Regions from separate parts of the Homo sapiens genome. Here region 2 is linked to region 1. A link is a loop called in an ENCODE intact Hi-C map of the cell type or tissue named here. Cell type or tissue: PC-3. All regions are shown on one strand. Links, peaks and the distances in the headings refer to the core of each region. The heading gives the core; the rest is flanking DNA.

Region 1 (2,817 bases), core at 26-2,525:
GTACCCCTGAAACTAAAACAAAAAATCCAGACTAAAAGGGATAAGCAGCAGCTAAGTGGTAAGAGGAAAGTGAATCCTGAGGAAATGGAGAAAAGACAGGCAGACTGCTGAACTGCTGAATGACTCTATTTGCAAGACCAAAGAACATTCTATCTTGGTTGGTAGGTGGTATGGAAGAAATTACACGAAAAATTTTTTTATTCCCCTTTCATAAGAAAACATACACATCTTGAAGAAACACAAAGATAGTATAGCATAGTGGAAAAGGGCATGGGCATTGGATCCAGAATGTCTGGGTTTTTAACTTAGTTCCACCACGGAGTCAGGTCACCTTGGGAAATTACTGTGCCTCAGTTTCCTCAACTGCAAAATGGGGAGAATAATGGTACCTACACTTCATAGTTTGTTATGAGAATTAAGTGAATTAATCCTTGTAAAGCATATACAAATTGAAAACAAATATGTATTTGTGTGCATCTTTTAAGAATATATACCTGATTGTCTTCTTAAAGACATTCTCTTCAGATAAAATCCAAACTCAGCATGGCTCCCAAGGTCTTCTGTGATCCAGACTTTATCTTTCTAGCCTCCTCCCCTCATGCTTTAACCATAATAAATGACTTTCAGCTTTTTAAATAAGCCCTGCTCGAGGATGCCAGGAGTTTAAGATGAACCTGATCAATATAGCGAGACCCCGCCTCTACATAAATTTTTAAAAATTAGCTGGGTGTGGTGGTGCATGCCTATAGTCCCAGCTACTCTGGAGGATCCCTTGAGTCCAGGAGTTCAAGATTGTGGGGAGCTATGGTTGTGCCACTGCACTCCAGCCTGGGTGTCAGAGTGAGACCCCACCTCAAAAATAAATAAATAAAAATTAAAAAAATAATAAAAGGACCAACAATTTCACCATTTACCTGAAATAAAAGCCCTTTGCCATATGCAAAACGTGTTTAACATGAATCAGATCTGACGTTAGATAGGAAGTTACGTGACATTACCATAAGGATTTTTAAAACTTAAGATATTTTGTAAAGTTTGGGATATTTTCTGGGACATCTGATTACCTGAATCAAGTTATTAAAATATGCAATAAAAAAATAAGCCCTGCTCTTTTATGATTATGTTTGTTTGCTTATGTTGGTTCCTCTGCCTGGGATAACCTTTTCTACTTTTTTACCTGGCAGGCTTCTACTCATTTCTCAACATTTAGTTCAAGCATAGCCTCCCTGAGGATGTCTTCCAGGGGCTTCCTAGCAGTCTTATGTGTCCCATCTCTGATTTGTTTGTTCATATCTCTATCATTGCACTGCAAATACAGGCATACCTTGGAAATGTTACAGGTCTGATTACAGACTGCCGCAATAAAGTGAATGTCACAATAAAGTGAGTCACACATATTTTTTGGTTTCCCAGTGCGTGTTTATACTGTAGTCTATTACGTGTGCAATAGCATTATGTCTTAAAAAAGTACATACCTTAAAAATATTGCTAAAAAAATGCTAACAATCATCTGAGCCTTCAGTAAGTCGTAATCTTTTTACTGTTGGAGGATCTTGCCTTAATGTGGATGGCTGCTGACTGATCAGGTTACTGAAGGCTGGGGTGGCTATGGCAATTTCTTACAATAAGACAACAATACAGTTTGCCGCATCGATCGACTCTCCCTTTCAGGAAAGAGTTCTCTGTGCATGTGATGTTGCTGTTTGACAGTATTTCACTTACAGAACTTCTTTCAAAATCGGAATCAAGCCTCTTAAATCCTGCCACTGTCTTATCAGCTAAGTTTATATGTAATATTCTAAAAACTTTGTTGTCATTTCAGTGTTCAAACAATCTTCACCAGTAGATTTCATCTTAGGAAACCACTTTCTTTGCTCACCCATAATAAGCAACTCTTCATCTGTTCAAGTTTGTTCATAAGATTATAGCAGTTCAGTCACATTTACAGGTACTACTCTAATTCTAGTTCTCTTGCTATTTCCATTACATCTGCAGTTATTTCCTCCAATAAAAGTTGTGAAACCCTCAAATCATCCACGAGAGTTGGAATCAACTTGTTCAAAACTCTGGTTAATGTGGATATTTTGACCTCCTCCCATGAATCACAAATGTTCTTAATGGCACACAGAATGGTGAATCCTTTACACAAGGTTTTCAATTTACCTTGGTCAGATCCATCAGAGAATCGCCATCTATGGAAACTATAGCCTTAGGAAATAGTATTCTTTTTTCTTTTTTTTTTAAGAGACAGGGTCTTGCTCTGTTGCCCAGGCTGGAGTGCAGTGGTACGATCGTAGTTCACTGTAACTTCGCGATCCTGGGCTCAAGTGATCCTCCTGTATCAGTCTCCCAAGTAGTTAGGACTACAGACACAAACCGTCATGCCTGGCTAACTTTTAATTTTTGTTGTTGTTGTTGTTGAGAAAGGGTCTTGCTATGTTGCCCAGGCTGGTCTCAAACTCCTGGCCTCAAGTGATCCTCCCACCTAGCCTCCCAAAGCACTGGGATTACAGATATGAGTCACCACACCCAGGCTTTTAGGTTTTTTTTTTTTTTTTTGAGATGGAGTCTTGCTCTGTTGCCCAGGCTGGAGTGTAGTGGCACGATCTTGGCTCACTGCAAGCTCCACCTCCTGGGTTCACGCCATTCTCCTGCCTCAGCCTCCTGAGCAGCTGGAACTACAGGCACCTGCCATCATGCCTGGCTAATTTTTTGTATTTTTACGGGGTTTCACCATGTTAGCCAGGAAGGTCTCGATCTCCTGACCTCATGATCCACCTACCTTGGCCTCCCAAAGTGCTGGGATTATAGGCATGA
Region 2 (2,817 bases), core at 145-2,644, 110 kb before region 1:
TTGGAGCAAGACAGACCTGGGTTGGGATCCTAGAACCATCTTTCATGCAGGTTCAACTTAGAAACACCACCTCCTCTCTCAGTCCTAGTTTCCTCCTTTGTAAAATGGAGATTAGAATACCTACCAGGCAAGGTTGTGAAACGCATGCAGAGAATCTATGAAGCAGATATCTAGCTCATGTCCAGGATACAAAAAAAATGGCAGGGTCATTTAGAAAATGCACTTTCTTAGGCTGAGCTGAAAGGAGTGCTTGGGCCAAAGGCCCCCCCTGACTTCTTCCCCAACCTGGAAAAGTCCAGGCTCACCCAACTGCTGCCACTCTAGGACAGGGATAAGTGTGAACTTAAAGGGTTAAGGAGATCTGGCTTCAGAAGCAAAGTGCTGAGGGGAAAGCAGGAGGTGGGCTGGGAAGGGGCCCTGGGCACTATTAGCATGCAGCTGGTAAATGCTGCCCACCGATCCAGGCTCAGCTGTTCCTCCTCGCAGAGCCAAAGGAGAAGGATGAAAAAACGGTGGTCAGAGCTGTTGGTGGAAGGGGTCTTTCTGTGGGAGCTGTTCCATCTCACACACAGCCCTGATTTAAATCTGAGAAGGAGCCCCTGGAGGCAGTTTTGTGAGCCCTGCAATGCTAATTAACTCCACTGTTATATTTCAACATGAGAGTCCCTCTAGGATTGGAGCACTTCTTTCTCCTGGAAGAATTTTAAATTTTGCACCAGTGTATAAAAGTCTCTGCCAATACTGTGGGCAGAGGGGCCTGAAAGTAGAATCTGCAGAATTTTCTGGGTGAGGGTTCAGGTGGAAAGACTGGTCTCTCACAAGTGAGAAGTTGACAACACACCATAACCATAATTGTCTTTCGATTTTTCATTTTATTTAAACCACTCTCTAGCTTACTAAGTTATGTTTTAATGGTTAGAGCTTTTAAAAGGGAAAAAAAGTAGGGAGGGGAACCCCCAAACCAATGAACTAAACCTTGAGAGAATGGAAGCCACGTGAAGGGACTGGTGAGTTCATGATAAATTCCCTGCAAAAGCAATTCCAGAAAATTTAAGTTCCCTCTGCCAAATGCCTGAACTGTCAGGGAGCCAAGAGAAAAAGGAGGGACCAGATGAGACATCTCAGCAGGGGGCCCGTCCCTGCCAACCAACAGAACCAACTCCCCCAACTTGATCTGATCCCAGAGAGGATCGGGTGATTCAAAAGTCAGGAAGACAATTGTTCAGGGCCTTCTGGATTACTCATAACTCATGCCCTGACTCACCAAGTTGGACTCATTCCAGGCAGAGAGGGAGTGAGAGGCTCAGGGTGAGTGCACAGAACTGGCCGCCTCACCACTGGCAAACCAAGATCCCAATCTACGTGACAGGGACTGTGGACTCTGGATTCTTGTCCATGGGGTGAAAGATAACTGCAGTTTATGAAGATGGTCATAACCCCCCAACACCCAAGACTGAGTTGAGAGGCAGGCTCAGGTATTCCAATAACTGATTGGCATCCTAAAGGGGGCAGAGCTTCGCGGTCCCTGGCTGGGACAGTGGGAATTTTATTGTGGGTAGGGAGTAAGAGCAGCCTGGTTATTTCAGCGTCTAAGGGTTACACCGAGAGTTCCTTTAGACATGCTCAGTCCAGCTGCCATATGGTAGGTGCCAGTCACAAGTACTACTGAGCACTTGAAATGTGGCTGGGCCGAATTGGGAGGTATAAAATACTCACCAGACTTCAAAGACTGAGTATGAAAAAACAATGTAAACTATCTCATAATTATTTATATTGAACACGTTGAAATGGTAGATTTTTAAATATATACTGGGTTAAATAAAATTTTTAAAAATAATTTCGGGCTGGGCACGGTGGCTCATGCCTGTAATCCCAGCACTTTGGGAGGCTGATGTGGGTGAATCACGAGGTCAAGAGATCGAAACCATCCTGGCCAACATGATGAAACCCTGTCTCTACTACAAATACAAAAATTAGCCGGGTGTGGTGGTGTGCACTTGTAATCCCAGCTACTCAGGAGGCTGAGGCAGGAGAATCGCTTGAACCTGGAAGGCAGAGGTTGCAGTGAGCCGAGATCGTGCCAACTGCGCTCCAGCCTGATGACAGAGTGAGACTCCATCTCAAAAAAAAAAAAAAAATCATTTTTCTTAACGTGGTCACTAGGAAAGTTAAAATCACATATGTGACTCACATTTTATGGCTCACATTTGATTTCATTGGCCTGACTGCTTTAGACACATTAAGGGTCATCTCTTCTAAGGCAAAGTGATTAAGAACAAAGGCTGAGGCTGGGCATAGTGGTTCACACCTGTAATCCCAGCACTTTGGGAGGCCAAAGCGGAAGGATCACTTGAACTCAGGAGTTTGAGACAAGCCTGGCAACAAAATGAGACCCCATCTCTACAAAAAATAAAAAAAAATGGCTGGGCATGGTGGTGCACACCTGTAGTCCCAGCTACTTGGGAGGCTGAGGTGGGAGGATCGCTTGAGCACAGGAGATCAAGGCTGAGATGGCACCACTGCACTCCAGCTTGGGAGACAGAGAGAGAGTCTCAAAACAAAACAACAAAACAACAACAACAACAACAACAACAACAACACAGCCTGTGGATCTTGACCATTTAGGTTGAAATTTTGGATCTACCATCAGTTGGTTGTAAGATTTGTTCAAGTTTTCATGTCTTAGTTTCCCTATGTGTAAAATGGGGTTAATATTAGTACATAAATAGGTGAAGCTTAAGTGAGAAGATATACCCCAAAGCACTACAACTGTCTTTGGCACATAGCGAGCATTTAATACATAGTTGCTTTCCTTAG

What was found. Hi-C counts contacts between places; a loop is a spot of excess contacts. Peaks named below come from ENCODE experiments on the same cell type or tissue, not always from the same donor. Only the 100,000 strongest peaks of a DNase experiment are listed, where the experiment ranks them.
Region 2: it touches region 1 in a loop (2.4-fold over the local background); 1 of 110 quality-filtered maps calls a loop at or near these places.

The regions. Positions count from the first base shown.
Region 1 is chr3:23,579,127-23,581,943 of GRCh38, reverse strand. The region is part of intron 5 of UBE2E2 (ubiquitin conjugating enzyme E2 E2); the gene reads right to left. Among named protein-coding and RNA genes, the nearest start is that of UBE2E1, 230 kb to the left of the region's middle. In PC-3, for the core only: no CTCF peak of the experiment used is centred there; a DNase peak (open chromatin) is centred at 1,383; H3K4me3 peaks cover 620 bases; H3K27ac peaks cover 1,690 bases.
Region 2 is chr3:23,684,399-23,687,215 of GRCh38, reverse strand. No RefSeq gene overlaps it. Among named protein-coding and RNA genes, the nearest start is that of UBE2E1, 120 kb to the left of the region's middle. In PC-3, for the core only: no CTCF peak of the experiment used is centred there; a DNase peak (open chromatin) is centred at 1,195; H3K27ac peaks cover 1,998 bases.